Regions from separate parts of the Homo sapiens genome. Here region 1 is linked to region 2. A link is a loop called in an ENCODE intact Hi-C map of the cell type or tissue named here. Cell type or tissue: psoas muscle. All regions are shown on one strand. Links, peaks and the distances in the headings refer to the core of each region. The heading gives the core; the rest is flanking DNA. Region 1 overlaps ERI3 (ERI1 exoribonuclease family member 3). Region 2 overlaps DMAP1 (DNA methyltransferase 1 associated protein 1).

Region 1 (13,398 bases), core at 4,944-7,443, 100 kb after region 2:
TGCCCTGCTATTCCTGCAGATACTCTGCTTTCTCCTATGCTTGATAAGGTCTGAGCTTTGGCTTTATTGGTCTTAAAAAATAAATAAAGCACCTAATGAGATCCACGGGCTTTTTCTCTTCTCCCCTCCCCCTATAGAGAAAGACATGGGAGGGGGACCTTCTCCCCCTGTGAAAACCTCCAGGCCAGAGGAGGGTGGGAGACAAGCTAAGACCAAGCACTGCCCTTCCTTATTCCCTCGGGCTACAGCGCAAGAAACAGCATCTTAACCTTTTCTAGCTCCCCGAGGAGAACATCCTAGAAGTGTGGTCTCTGCCAAGGGTTTTCAAGTCTTTAATTTGATTTCCCTCACATAGGCAATTGTTGTAATTATTCTGATTAGGAATCATTACCCAGTGCAGCCTCTGCACCCGACAGGCACAATGCATCCAGCGGCAAGCTGCAGTGGGGCAGGCGGGCCCAGCCACAGCTCCTGGAGGAGCTCTCAGCAAACAAAAGCCATCGATGCGGAGTTCTGGGTGAGTTAATGAAGTGCTCACATGCCACAAGAAGCCAACACTAAAGCTAAACAAAAACACCTCCAGTCCCTGGGGCTAGTCCCACAGTACCAAGCTCAGCTCCCCTACTCCCCAGCCCACCCAGCATAGGCTACCCCAGAGTCAGCCAGCATAGGGCCATAGGCCAGGAAGGGGTGGGGGCCCCTCTGCCTGACTCCTGGCAGCACTGGGACATCTTGTCAGAAACCCTGACGGGAACAGCTGGAGATGACAGATCAATGGTTCAATACTCTCAACAGCATGTCACTGATGTGACAGCAAATGTTATTCTAATCAAGCCATAATCATAGTCAAATTACACGGCTACATTCTCAGGAGGGGAGGGAGAGAAAGGCAGCAGGAAGGGGTCAGAGGTCAGGAATTAAAGGTCACTCAACCTACCTCCAGCACTTGCTGCAGGCTTGGCTGACCATCCACCATGGCTTGAATAATCCCGGTGAGCTGAAAGGAAAGAGAAATAGCCGATGGGTAGAAAACCAGGGTGAAGGGACTCAAGGCTGAACAGGACCCCTTCCTTTCTGTTTTTCTCCTTCTGTTGTAAAGGGCTCTGATCTGGCACTGCTTTAGGTTCAGAGCCCACCTAGAAGACTTGGGAATAAAGTCCCAGGACCCAGGACACAATGTGTGCTTCTCCCATAATATCCTGCCCTGAGATGGGTGTACACATACACATGCTGACCACAAGGCGTGTTCTCACACCTGTTTCCACAAGGCATGTTCTCACACCTGTTTCAGCTTTCAGTTTGCAAACAAATTGATGTTACATGTCTTTTGTATTCAATAGGCTCAATAACTTCCCACAATTACAGTCTCAAGTAAATTCAGCTCCTAGCTTCACAGAAGTTCCCGTAAAACTTGGGGAGTGCTCATACAGGAGAGGCACACTTGGTTTCAAGTCCACCCCTTCTCTGAGCCTTGATATCCAGCACTGCCCCCTCCCACACTCTCCCTAACACCTTCCCTAACATCCATGAAGTCCCACAGGCTCCTATCCTTCACCCTGCATACGTGGGCCATCAATATGAACTAGCCAAGCAAGAGACAGAGTCATCTTTAACCAATGGGGAAACTAAGACAAAAAGGCCTAATGTTCAGACTATGACCTAGAGAATTTCTGACTCAGGCCTATGCTCCACCTAGGTCAGGCCTGGGTTCAAACAAGCTTGTTGTTTTGCTTTGTTTTGGTTTGGTTTAAAGTAAAAAAAAAAAAAGACTGGGGATAGATTGCCTACAAGGATCTGAGGGCATGAGGCCCCCATGTCCTGGACACCAACTGGAAATCACCACCCCCAGCATGTCCCTGGCTACTTCCAGAAAGAGCAGTATCTCAGACTTGCTTGGAAACTTCTTTTTTTTAAAGTGTGTTGGGGGGGGGGAGATTAAACTCCAATTAAACTATAATTACACTTAATGAATACCAAATACCCAACTCACAGAAATTGCTGGCTCTAAAAGGGAAGGTTATTTTCTCATGGTGACTTACATGGAATGGTAATATACACCTTTTAGGGAGAAATTTTCATTTTAAAAACGCTGAGCTCCTCTAGGTGGGTTTCTGTAGTTCATCAAGTCATTATTAGGTGGTATTTTAAGGAAGTGTAAGGACACAGCCACTCTATTTTATATTCCAGAAACTGTTTTTATATTAATCTGTATTTTAATTGGGTAACAGCTGCTGCCTACAGACTTCCCATGGTCTAAAAGGAAAATAAATTAGAAAGATTAACTACACTGTTGTTTTGCAAAGCTTTAACCCACAGCATGCCCACCCGGCTGGCACCTCCACACCCTTTCCTTGCCTGGAAGACCAAAGAACTGCCCAGTAGAGGGAGGGCCTGAGTCAAAGAGAAGAAAAGATGGTCCGCTAAGGGCTGGGGGGCTGGGAGTGGGGAAGTGCCCTCAGTCAGCAGCTTCAATAATCTTGGAGTACAAAGGACTCCTCCTTTTATTTAGTCAACAACTATTCATAGAAAGCCTACTACGGGCTGGGCCGCATTACAGGAACTAGAGATCCGGCAGTGAAGAAAAATGTAAAAACTCTGCCCTCATGGAATACATGTTCTCAGCAGCCCCCTCCTACACCCAGCCCCAACTAGTACCGAGAGCCTCTACATCTTCCAGAGCCGCAAACCGAGCAGGCAGTTGCCCTGTTTTGCCTCAGGCATGAAGGGGCCAAAGAGAGTCAGGAGGAGGCTTATTACCAACCCCAGATTAGTGACAGACACCCACAGGCCCACCGCTGCCCATTCTGGTCCAGCTTCTCTCCTGTTAAGCCTAGGGCTTAGACACATCTTCAGGCCTGGAGCTGAGGCTCAACATCAGGACCATCCTGGAAAAGGCGGACCACAGCCACTCTCACTTCTTAGGAAGCTCCAGGGTCCAAATGTTAGTCTTGTGTCTGGTCTGAGTTTCAGGCGGCAAGGTTAGGTCCACTCCTTCTCTTGGCTCCCACCAAGGGTCTCTCAAATGAGCTGAATGCCAAGGGCTTAAAGAAAGTCTCACTCACACAGGAAAGCAATGCACCCTTGCCAAGAGCCCTCCCTCCCTGGAGATAAGGCTTAGGTCAGCACCTGTGTGTACCCCATAAGCCCCTGCCCTGGGCCCCAGGAAAATCACTGATGTGGGGCAAGAAAATCACTACACCAAAATGGAAAACCAGGGTGCTGCTCTGGTGTTCTGCTGCAGGATGCCTCACTGCAGACTAAACCCAACTCTCCCACCTGGAGCTGGGGAAATGGAGCTCCAGCATCCTGGGGCTTTCACAAACTCCACTCCAGTGCTCAGTGATCCTAGAATCATCAGCCTGGGAGGAGCCTAGTGAGGTCAGCTCCTTCTCTCACCATGCTTCCCAGACAACAGCCATTTTCATTTGTGGCTCAGTAAAGCATGGCTCACAGCTGAGCTCCTCAAGGATTTGCATTTAGCCCCCAGAGACACAGGGGCTTGAGCAGTTGGCTCAGCTAGACAAAGCCTTCTCAGGGAAGGCCTCAGGCTCCTGTATTAATCCCTCCAAGGATGGACCACCCCTTTTCAGCTCTGCCAAGGCACTGGACAAAGAAGGGATGAAATTAAAGTTAGTTCTGGGCTGGGCATGGTGGCTCAGCCTGCAATCCCAGCCCTTTGGGAGGCTAAGGCAGGAGGACTGCTTGAGCCCAAGAATTTGAGACCAGCTTATGCAACATAGAGAGACCCCATCTTTTTTTTTTTTTTTTAAGTAAAAATTAGTTCCTCTACCTGATACTAATGACCTATAAGACACGTGTAAGGTTTATACAGGATGCTATGAGGGAACGAGACAATTTTATCAAATTAATACTGGGAAGTTCTATCTTAGGCCTAACTTAAATCCTTCATGTTACAGTTTAAGCCCAGTCCCACTTGGGTTAATACATGTTTGTAAAAAGCTTTCACTCCTTACAATGAAAGGTACTAGAGCAAAGCCAAGTATTACTAAGCTGAGAACCAGGGCTCACAGGCTAAACAGAGCTCAGAGACCTTAGCCACTTAAAGCAGGAGAGGTGAGAGGAAGAATTAATGTGTGCTCTGTGGCTCCTTTCAATGAGGGATTACAGATTAACTCCCACTTCTCCAGACTCAGAAACCACAAGGCAAGGGGCTTTTGACCCTGACTGATAACATGGCTGGTTACTGAGATCCCCTACCCTCACAAGGGCTTTGTCCAGGAATGAGCTGGCTTCATCAAGAACACTAGCAACTACAGGAAGCAGCCCAGGAAACTCAGTGCCAATAGCATGTCAGCATCCAGTGCTTTCTCCTTTCACAGTTTATCTCCAACACAATCGTATTCTGACACCAAGACAGTTTGTTGATTACATAAGCACTTGTCTCTGGTGTGCAATCTGATAATCAGACCCACTCTTTCTCTTCAGACAAAGAGACCAATAAATCTCACCCTTTATAAGTACAGGTGCAAGACAAAGCCCTTTACTGGCACTTAGCAAAATGAGTATTTCTCTAGTTTTTTTTTCATGATAACAACAACAAAAAGAAGACATGGTTAGGGACTGTGCAGCAGCCCAGCTGCTAGAGATAGAGACTTGATGAACTGGAGCAGATTCTAGAGGTCAAAGGGAAAGGGCTCGGGAAGGAATGAAACACATCCCATCCTATCTCTGTCAGAACCACGTCTCCAGGCCGACTCTCAACTGAAACTAAGAAGGGACCTCAAGAAGGGTACTAACACATTCCTAATATGAAGCAGTAAAAGTAGGAGTCTCTCTGTGTGTGCTAGAGACTTGTTCAAACTGGAATCCTTCTTCCTACTGTCCAGCACTGAGCCTGCTTCTCTCCCCAAGCATGTGCCCATGTGTGTGCACATGTCATACGCATGTGCGTGCACACACACACACACACACACACTGGGGTTAAGAACTTCTTGTGCACAAGAGAGAAAATCCTGCCAGAGGAACTACTTAAGTATAATCTGGAGGTTTGGGACTGTTCCTCACACTTACTAATGAGAGATTTTCTCTGGTTGGAATGACCTCCATCCCCACCCGCAAAAGGCACCAACTGCCAGGTTGGATGAGGTTTCAGAATGACAGCCCCCATCCTGTGTCTATGCCTCTCGGAGATACAATTCCATCTGGTATGGAGACAGGGCAAAATATATATGATCTGAGGTTTTCCAAACAAGACTTTACTTACTTACTCAAAATAACAAGTCAGCAGTACAGTTGTTTTTGGGAGAGACAGAAAATAACTCCTTGACAATATTCATTCATTTAAGGGACACGTATCAAGTGTTTACTTGGTAGCAGACCCTAATGATGGGATGGAGATGGATCAGGTCTAGTTTCTTCCCTCAAAGAACTTATAGTCTAGTGAAAAGACAGATAAATAATTATAGTATAAAGTATCTGATCAGTTCTATGTTGGAATAAGCACAACTCAATCTGGGGATCAGGGAAAGTGACCCTAAGCAGAGTCCTGGAGGTCAAGCAGGAGTTGGCGGGGAGAGTGGGAACTCTGTGCAGGCAGGAGGACCATCATGTGAAAAGACAGACTGTAAGAGGGCAACCTCTGGGTGAGGGGAGCTAGGTGGGAGATGAAGCAGAGAGATATGAGGCTGGCCAAAAAAGGATGGACAAGATCATGGCGAGTTTTGAGCTCTGGAAACCTGAGACAAAATGGCAGACCCGGTGCCTACAGAACAACCACATTTTCACTTTTAGAACAGCCTTCATAATAAAGATCCCAACTACCACTCCTACTCCCCTCCAAATTATGTATGTGCATCCTTGGGTGAAGCTTTCTAGAGAGAAGAAACTGTTCATCATAGTCTCACAATCCCTCCTCCCATTCCCACAAAAAGTAGCAGCAGCAGCCTTACTCTAAAAGAAGTCCCTCTTCTTCCGATACTCTCAAGCATCCACTCCTGCCCAGGGTCCAGCTCCAGCAGAATACTGTTACATTCCTAAACAGGTAGCAAACTTACTAAAATTTGGGCCTGCCTGTCTACGTAAGGACAAGAGGACATTAGCCTTTCAAGGCCAGTGGAGGGCTCAGGTAACTGGCTGGCTTAAAGAAAGTCTTTCCTTCCCTTCGCATAAGCAAGGGAATTTTCATCATCATTAAAATGGTGATTTTTCAAAAAGGGCAGAAAAGTCAGATTAGCGCCCCCTGGTGGTATAGGTAAATCCCAGGGGAAAGGGGAAACCCCGGCAGAGGAAGGCGAAAACCAGAACCCAACATCATTAGTTGGAATAACAAAAGGCTTAAGAGGCTAGGCGCCTTGGCAGATGGATGCCTGCAACAAAAGCCCCACCTGGGTCAGCTGGCAAACACTGGCATCGAATTCAGGAGCAACCTCGAGACCTCCTGTCTGGGCTAAGTCAGCCTCAGGGCCCACCAGGGTCAAACAGGCTCATCCCCAGCCTTCTTACCAAGGAGACTGTTTGGGATAACTCAAGAACCCTTTTTCACCTATTTCATTCACATGTAGAAGATAGGTCTCTAAATGAAGGCACAAAGTCTCTAATGTACCTCAGCCCCAGACTCTTAAAAGATTCTCATCACCCCTGCTACCACACATTCTTAACCCCTGATTGCACCACAGCCTGTTGGCCACCACTGAGTGCATTACATGACATGTCACAGGGAAAAGTAGCCACAGAAGACTTCACACAGTTCTGGGAGTTAGAACTTGCAGGGGCTCCTCCCCTCTGCCAATGGCTCTTTTGAGCCTCCAGCAATCATTAAAATCTCAGTTAGGCCCAGTTTCACAATCTGTAAAATGCAACCAATACTAACCTGCTGACAAGGAGGCCAAGTACAGTACCCACCTAGGATAAGCAGATTTCAGCCTTGGCCAGCCAGGTCTCATGCTTCACTGAGACCACTCTTCTCTTCCCTCGGTGACAGAATGTACCTTCGACAAACTCAACCTACGCTTCACACAGGACCACTTTACAGGAGGACAGAGTAACAATGCCAGAAAGCTAAGAAGGCCTGAACATAACCCTGCCTTCCAAGTGGCTGAAATCTTTACCTCTTGCCAAGGGGCCCTAAGGAAAACTGAACTGGAAAGAACTTGAACCCCAGAAATGCCATTCTGCTCCTGGTCTCCAAGTGCCGGTCACCAGGAAGGGATGCTGGGGAAGCAGGGGTAGACTAAGCCACTGCTCTCCCTGGGTCCCCAGTAACAACAGTGACCTGAGTGGAGTGGCAGACTTCATAAAACCTAACTGCTAGGTCTAGTGTGCACTTGCCTTAAGGATTGATAAGCCCTATGCTTTCTCTAAGTGGCCTATATAGAGCACCAAGGATTCCAAAATTCCCCTCCCAGCAGCCCCTGCTGCCCACTTCCAGGGCCCTTACCTCTGTACAGAATGGGGTAAGCTGTGGATGGACTACAGGCTGGACATACATGTGAAAGGTAGACTCAATCTCCATGGTCCGGCCATTTAGCTTTAGGATGGGGAACTCGATGATTTCCTGGAGTGCCAAAGATACAGAAAAGGAAAAATAAGTTATTGTAATCAACCATTTCCAACAGTAGCTCCAAGTCAACAAAGAATGAGTGTTTTGGATTCATTAGTGTTTTGGGTTCATTAGCTCCTGCCAGGCCAAACCCAAGATTGAGTGAGACGGCACCAGCAGTTACAATCCTAACCTTCCCACTGCTAATATCCTCATAGGTTCCAGGGACTGAACACAGCCCTCATCCCCATTGTTTCTGGAAATGGGAAGGAAGACAGTGGTATCATCTGCCCCAGTTTCTCCAACTGGTTCTCTAGCAGAGGCTTGCTAACTTGAGCCCCTAAGAATACGCCCTTCTTTCTCTTGCCCAGGTCCCTGTCCTGAAATGGGTCTGATCTCCTGCCATATAGACAACCAGCCATCAGACCAATGCATAGATTTCCTTGTATGAAGTTTGAACCAAGCTGGTAAGTTTCTTCATTAGTTCTTATTTTTCAAAAAAAGATAAAAAATAAAGCCAAAGGGGATCCCAAAGAGAAGGAGAAAAGAGTAACAGTAATAGGAGCTAGCGCCTCCCACCTTTCAGGCAGCACACACTACCTCTACAACGCCAGCCCAATCGCTTAGCTAGCCTTTCCCAGTCCACTGAAACATAATGGAAGAGAAGGACAAGGAGTGACAATTTGTTTGGTGTCTCTAAGATTAATTTGTCTCCGCTATTTAATAGAGATGCACAGCACCAAGGTCCTGGTGTGCAAACAGGCTTGCAGAACGCTGGCTGTGCAGCACGCCTCATACATCGCTCCTGGGAAGGGAGGAACGCACCAGAGTGGGGAGAGGGCAGAAGAGAGCACGTGCGTACCAGAGAGAAGAGGGAAAGCGAGGAGAGAGAATAAAAAAAATTATTGCTTTTTAATATTCAAAAACAGTTTGCAAAATTTAATCAAAGCAGAGGAAAAGCTAACATTTTTACCACTTTGACATTTTTATTAGCGCTTTCATAAATTTTTAAAACATGAATGGAATTAGTTTACAACACAAAAAAAAACTGCCCTGAAAACATCTGGAAGAGACAAATAGGAAATAATAAAAAAAATAAATAAAAGCAAAATTCTCTGAGTAAAATTAGCATGTGGAAAGGGCCTCCACTGCAGAGAGAAAGGAAGGGGGCTCTGCCTATTCAGTGACCCTAATAGTCAGCTCCAGCAGCACCCCTTCCCCAGGTCCTTCATTCTGGAGAAGACCTTTCCAGTATCATTAAAATCAAGGTAAAGTGGTTCTCTCCAGAGACAGCCTGGAGAAGCAACACGAAACGGATGACACCTGACTGCACTTAGGAAATTGATGGGTGGGAAAACACAAGGAGAAATGGTCAATCTCCTTGATGTCCCAGGAAAGCCAGGTATCCTCCCGGCAAAACATACCCACTAATATTGGGCTTGTTTTTAAAGCATCTATTTCAATCCAACACATCAGGACCGAAAACCAAATCAAGTCAGTCAGACTTCATGCCAGAGAGATTCAAAGATTGTGGTTGCCTTGTCTCCGTGGGCTGATCTCCAAAGATGAGGAAGCTGACAGGAGCTTATTCCCAGAGATAGAAAGGGCAAAATGGCTGCAAGGCTGAGGCAGAGGGGAGAGAAGGGAGGCCCAGACTGCTGCTTAGACCAGGTAATACCTCTCCTTCCAAGGTGAAGAGAGGGGGACACTCATTTCCCAATTCCCTGGACCTTCTGTTCCCCAAGAAGCATTACATACAGAGTAAATGGGGGTTTGGAACTGAATAACAAAATCGAACACACACCAAAAAAATACACATTGGTCCCCCTGCAAAATCAGGTATCCAGGATTCCAAGAGCCAACTCTGAGGTGTTGCCCATGAATCAGGCTCATCTGACTCCTGATTTTTCCGATGTGTCCTTCCTCTTCCCCTAAGTAGAAGAAACACTTCCTCAACAGAAAGAGCTCTATAGCCTGGTGAGTATGGCTGCCCTGGTGTCTAAGGAAACAAATACAGCCAGCTCCTCACTAACAATGTTAGCTGGGCCCACAATGAAATTTAACCTGTGACACAACTGTACTTTTCATTTAAACTTTCATTTGGAGAGCAGCAGTGTTTGGAGACCTACAGTTTGTCCTGCTAATAAAGACAAGTGTTGGGACCTTTAAGGATGCCATTCATCTTTGGCTTTTTATTAAATTCAATTTTCTTAAGCCCATGATACATTATGAAATTAGGAGTTGACATTCCTCTGGAAATAAAAATATCTATCAAACATTAATAGAAAAAAACCCTCTATTACCAAGAATTTATGGCTTAAAGTTGATCTCTTTCCACTTTTTTACAAGCACATGGTTTGTTTTAGATATCCGAAATGCTATTATAGATCTAGGATTTCATTAGTATTTATTATAAAATAGTATGTGCTTCAGCTTCCACTCTGACCAGCACCAAGTCAACATCCCCAGCAGACTCTCTGGAAACTTGGCCTTTGGGTTTCCGCATTGCAGCAAATAACAGCAAATACTGTAGCTCAATATTCAAACTTTCCTGATGTTAGCTTCCTCACCCATAGGGAAATGGGGCCAACTACGTGCTGAAACTCAGTGCCATGCTCCCAGAGAGGAAGAACAAGCCAGACTCGGATCCACGCAAAAAAAAAAAAAAGGAGGGGGGTAGGCCCCTGAAATTCCCAGGGTGCCTACACCCAAGGCTCAGGACACATCAAATTGGGCCTATTATAAACATATCTCTGATAATGCTAGCTCATCAGCCAAGCCTTCTCCCCAAGACCAAGAAGAGGTGGTTTCAAGCACCAGTCTCAAAACGTGACTTTGCAGGGGCCCTTCCTCCACAACATGAGGAGCTGTTATTAACAATGAGCCTACACACTGGCATATTCACTTGAGCTACTGAGGATGCAAAAGAGAAGCTTCTGAGAAAAGACTCTCTGAGAAATTAGAGCAGCAAGGACCTCACTGAGGTACTTCTTACCATCCCATATTGCCCAGCCAGTACTTCCATACTTCCCAGAACCTCAAAATACTGGCCCAAACAGCCCAGTAGTGGGAGAGGTGCCCCAATCTGCACCAAGTTGGCACAACTCTGCAGCCAGGGCACCTGAAGCATGACAAACATTTTGAAGATTTTTAGCTGATAATGATCAGAGATGGAACCCCAACACTACAGGTTAGTGGCATTAATCCCAACACAAAGATTTGTGACAATGTGCCCAAGTGCCAGCCTCTATGTCCAGTTGCTCAGATAATGAAACTGTTATTCCTGACCCTGACCTTTTCTCTCAGCCAATTTCATCATTCCCCTAGGAAGAGGTTTATTTCAGAAACAGTTTTGTGTAAAAGTAGCACCAGGAAGGAAGGAAGGACCAGTCGTATTTACCAGCCCTCTTTCCCTATCCTAATAATAGCTTTACAATTCTTTGCCTTTGTATGCCATTTGCATTCAATTAAACTACCTGAGTGCCTACTTTGTGTAGGCTATCAGACAGGGGCTGGAGCAGGACTAGAGATAAGATGTAGTCTCCACTTTGGAGAAGCACATGGACTATGAGTGGAAAAGATAGGCAAACAAAGAACAGTACACTGTGATAAATACCTTAGTGGAGGGACGTACACAGTGTTGTTTTTCCATTCACAAAAGTGTAGTTTCACATACATTTTCTTATTTTACCCTCCTTAATCCTGGCAGACAGGTTACATCATCATCACCATCACCATCTTCAGGTCATAAATCAATACTATTAAGCATCTACTATTCACCAGGCAGGGGCTGGCTGTAGACACAGAGATGAATACAATGAAAGGTGGCTCCTCTCTCTGAGATGCTCAAGTCTGGGCAAAGGGTGAAGAGGAGCTGGCCTCCAGTGCTCTCCAAGACATGTGGAAAATGCAATCGTTTTATTCCATTTATTGTTTACTACGTGGCAGATACTGTGCTAATAGGAATGATCTCATTTAATCCTCCTAACTCATGAGGTGGGAATCATAGTCATCCCTATTTCACAAATAAACTAAGGCCCAAAGATGTTAACTCACTTGCTGACACTTACACTGCTTGTGAGGGACAGAGCTGGAACTCCAAAATGGGAAAATGAGAATGAGACTTAAGAGTAGGACTAGCAGCTTTCAAAATATGAAGGGTCAAGAAAGATCTGGTTCTCTTAGTCTAAAAGGCTATCCTGTAGAGAACTCAAGTCTACCATCTAGAAAGAGAGGCTGCTCTCAAATTTTAAGAGCAATGAATGTGGACTCTCCAGGCAGAAAAGTTCTAGAGTTTGCTACTGAAAAGACTCCACCATGGCTGCAGTAACACAGATGGCACAGATGGCATCAGGGAAGGCAGGAACCATGTGCCTTCAGTGTGATCTCCAGCACCTAATTCCTATGCTGGCACACAGGCTTCACTCTCTCAACTTTTGTTGTGTAATCACATGAAAGGGCTGCTAAGTGGAGGAGACAAGCCAAAGGCCTAGCTGTACCAGAAGACACAAAACTCTCCGCAGAATCAGAGAGGGGAAATGATCTGCCTAAGATGTCAAAGATGGTCAGTGGTACAGCCAGGATTCAAACTCAGATATTTCACAGTTCAAAGCACTTTCTACTAGATCTACTCTCATCTCTGAGTGGTTTCCTCCCTGAACTACTATAAACCACCAAATCCCAGTCTTACCTAGGGTAATCAACTGTTTGGTTGATCAGGACCAAGGGTTTCCTGCAACATAGACTCTTTTTTTTTTTTTTTTTTTTTTTGAGACGGAGTCTCGCTCTGTCGCCCAGGCTGGGTTGCAGTGGCGAGATCTTGGCTCACTGCAAGCTCTGCCTCCCGGGTTCACGCCATTCTCCTGCCTCAGCCTCCCGAGTAGCTGGGACTACAGGAGCCCGCCACCACATCCGGCTAATTTTTTTGTGCATTTAGTAGAGACAGAGTTTCACCGTGTTAGCCAGGATGGTCTCAATCTCCTGACCTCGTGATCCACCCGCTTCAGCCTCCCAAAGTGTTGGGATTACAGGCGTGAGCCACCGCGCCCGGCCAACATGGACTTTCAATGCTAACACTGAAACACCATTCACAAACTACCTACAGCACTGGGCTGTCTGCCAACGGTGGATGAAAACTGGCCATAACTTAACAGCTAAGAACAAAAGCCTCAGAATTGGGATTTTTCAAATATCCAAGGTTCCAAACCTATTGTACCTACTGTCTCCCTCAATATTGTCCCTGTAGATCTTTTGTTGAGGAGAGAGAAGACAGAAATAAAAATGAAGCACCAAACAAGCATTCATCTACCTTGTAAAATGGGTTGGAGCAGAGATTTTAAACACAGCTTTTTTTTTTTTTTTTTTTGAGTCGGAGTCTCACTCTGTCACTCAGGCTGGAGTGCAATGGCACAATCTCCGGCTCAATGTAACCTCCGCCTCCCGGGTTCAAGCAATTCTCCTGCCTCAGCCTCCCAAGTAGCTGGGATTACAGGCACCCGTGACCACACCCGGCTATTTTTGTATTTTTAGTAGAGACAGGGTTTCACCATATTGGCCAGGCTGGTCTCAAACTCCTGACCTCAAGATCCGCACGCCTCGGTCTCCCAAAGTGCTGGGATTACAGGCTTGAGCCACCACGCCCGGCCCCTGGCTGCTCTCTAATTGCTCAGCTAGGAACCCCCAATGATTTCCTTGATAAACTGAGGACACAACTGCAACAGCATTTCAAATGAAATTTCACACCCACGATCAGTAGATTACAAGAAATAAATGTGTAAGTTGCTTTCGGGGTATTCAAACTCCCTCCAACTGAAGTGTCTGCAGAAATAAAAATAAATTTGAAGATAGAATAACAACAAGAGGATTTAAGCAGAAGGCACTCAGGTTAGACTGTTGGGATT
Region 2 (2,500 bases), core at 1-2,500:
GAAACCAGAGAGACTTCCCAGAGGAGATGATGCCTGAGAGCTCGAAAGGTTGAGAAAGTTACCTAGGTAGAAGGAATGTGGAAGTGGAAGGCATTTCAGGCAAGAGCAGAGGTCAAGGGGGAAGTCTGCTATGTTCTAGAAACTGCTAGTCATTTGGCTGCAGTTTAGGGTTCATGAGGGACAGTGGCTGCAGGAGGAGGCCAGGTCATTTATTTGTATGTTCATTAATTGATTTGGTAGACACTGATACATACAGTGTGCTGAGTCCTAAAGGTGCGAGATGAACTGGACAACCCTTGCTCTTCAGGAGTTTGTGAATTATCTAGAAGATGCTTTATCTTAGATGGAGAGCTTCTGAGGAGTTTAATAAGGGATAGTTGGGGGTAATGATAAGATATATATTCTAGAACACTAGGACAGTGTGTCTCAAATCATCTGTGGTGAAGGACATTTTTCTATTTTATTTCTAAACCATCAGAGACTGATAAAGATAATAAAATTATAAAGACAAAATACAAGTCCATGTTTCTTCATATTAGATTCAACAGCATACAATTGCTGTAAAATTGTTACGTAAGTTTTTCAGTGTGTACTCTCAGTTTCCATTCTCATCATAGACCAGGGGTAAGTGTAAACAGCACTGGTTTGCAGACTATCCTTTAAGTAGCACTGTTCAAAGAGATCACGTCTTAGCTGCAGATGGAGAATTGATTGGAAGCGGATTGAATGTGGGCAGAGATCAGTAGCGAGGCTATTTCTCTGATCCAGGCATGTGACAGTGGGTAGGCCGACGGAGAAGTGGCAATGGAGACAGAAATTTTGGAGGTAAAAGCCACAGATTTGGTGAAGGGGAGGAGTCAAGGGGAAAGATAGGAATTAAGATGCCTCCCAGGTTTCTGGCTTGAGCAGCTGGGTTGGGTGATGGTGATATTGACTGAAATCTGGACTGGAGAAGATAATGTTTGAGAGAGGGCCATGAGTTCAGTACTGAGCTAAGTTTGAGGTTCCTTGGGGCCTCCAGTAGGAGATGTCCAAAAGGCGACCAGTTTTGGAGCTGGTTGTGGTCTTTAACTGAGAAGAGAGACTTCCCTGATGTAGTCTAGCACTGACTCCTTCCTTGGGTCTCTGACAGACTCAGCTCGTGGTAGTGCTATTTGTCTCTGGGGGAGGTCTGTGGAAGAAGGGAGGAAGGGGCATTGGCAGGGCTGCGTATGTTGGTAGTAGGATTCAGGCCCAGCTTCTGTAGAGATGCCTGACCTTGGCAAACTCTGGGGGAGTGGCAAGTCCCACTGTGCCCACTGGGTGGCAGTAGTGCTTCAGATGAGTTGTATGGACTAGGGGTTGCTGGGCCTTTCTCCAGGTAATTAGCCATCTGTCCTACTCCAGAGTTGACCTTTGGACTCCACAGAAGCACTTACATGTGGGCCCCTCACCTTAACTATGGGGGCAGGAGTGTGTGTCCCATGACTGAGGCTCTGGAGCTGGAGACAGTGAAGTTGATCCTGGAATAAATCAGAGGCAGGCTACAGTCCCAAACCCTGCTAGGACCTCTAGTCAAGCAGACAAGTTCTTTCCTCACTCCATGCTGCAGGGGCACAGGCCCAGGGTCTGGCAACAAACAGGAGCAGCTGTGGTCACTGGGGCCTGGAGCCTGCTGGACATGACATCATGCGGGCATGCCCCTACTGTGTCCCTCTGTGCTAGTAGACTGTGCAGGTGCCTGTGTACTCGGAGCAGGAGTACCAGCTTTATCTCCACGATGATGCTTGGACTAAGGCAGAAACTGACCACCTCTTTGACCTCAGCCGCCGCTTTGACCTGCGTTTTGTTGTTATCCATGACCGGTATGACCACCAGCAGTTCAAGGTGAGCCATTGTGTATTTGCATGGGTGCCCAGCTTCTGGGTCTAGCAGGCCCTACTTTTATGCCATCTCTTCCACATGCCCCTGAATGTTCATTCCTCTACCCTGTCTTGCTCCTCAGAAGCGTTCTGTGGAAGACCTGAAGGAGCGGTACTACCACATCTGTGCTAAGCTTGCCAACGTGCGGGCTGTGCCAGGCACAGACCTTAAGATACCAGTATTTGATGCTGGGCACGAACGACGGCGGAAGGAACAGCTTGAGCGTCTCTACAACCGGACCCCAGAGCAGGTAAGCCCAAGGCCACATACCTGTCCTCCATGCCCCAAACCCCTTGCTCATTGTCTCCATCCTCCATCCCCTCAACTCCCACTCCCAGGTCCCCCTGCCTCCCACTGATACCTTATTAACTGCCCCAAGCCCATTCCTACTTCTCATGGGCCATCCCCCCTGCTTTTCATAGCCCTTCACCTCCCTCATGATCCATTACTTCTCAGATTCCCTCACAGACAGCCCAGCACCCTGTCACCTCCGTGTCTACCCTCACTCCTAGAAGTGCCCTCACACACTTCGCATCCCTCACTTTCCCAGGTGGCAGAGGAGGAGTACCTGCTACAGGAGCTGCGCAAGATTGAGGCC

The links. Hi-C counts contacts between places; a loop is a spot of excess contacts. Peaks named below come from ENCODE experiments on the same cell type or tissue, not always from the same donor. Only the 100,000 strongest peaks of a DNase experiment are listed, where the experiment ranks them.
Region 1: it touches region 2 in a loop (3-fold over the local background); 67 of 110 quality-filtered maps call a loop at or near these places.

Annotation. Positions count from the first base shown.
Region 1 is chr1:44,312,232-44,325,629 of GRCh38, forward strand. It overlaps ERI3 (ERI1 exoribonuclease family member 3), which reads right to left. Exons shown (of 9, transcript NM_024066.3): 4 at 7,397-7,513; 5 at 938-997. Among named protein-coding and RNA genes, the nearest start is that of ERI3, 36 kb to the right of the region's middle. RefSeq lists an enhancer at 2,424-2,593. In psoas muscle, for the core only: a CTCF peak has its summit at 6,211 (motif pointing left); no DNase peak of the experiment used is centred there.
Region 2 is chr1:44,216,604-44,219,103 of GRCh38, forward strand. DMAP1 (DNA methyltransferase 1 associated protein 1) reads left to right here. Exons shown (of 10, transcript NM_019100.5): 4 at 1,708-1,866; 5 at 1,985-2,152; 6 at 2,453-2,500. Among named protein-coding and RNA genes, the nearest start is that of DMAP1, 4.4 kb to the left of the region's middle. In psoas muscle, for the core only: a CTCF peak has its summit at 1,306 (motif pointing right); a DNase peak (open chromatin) is centred at 1,288.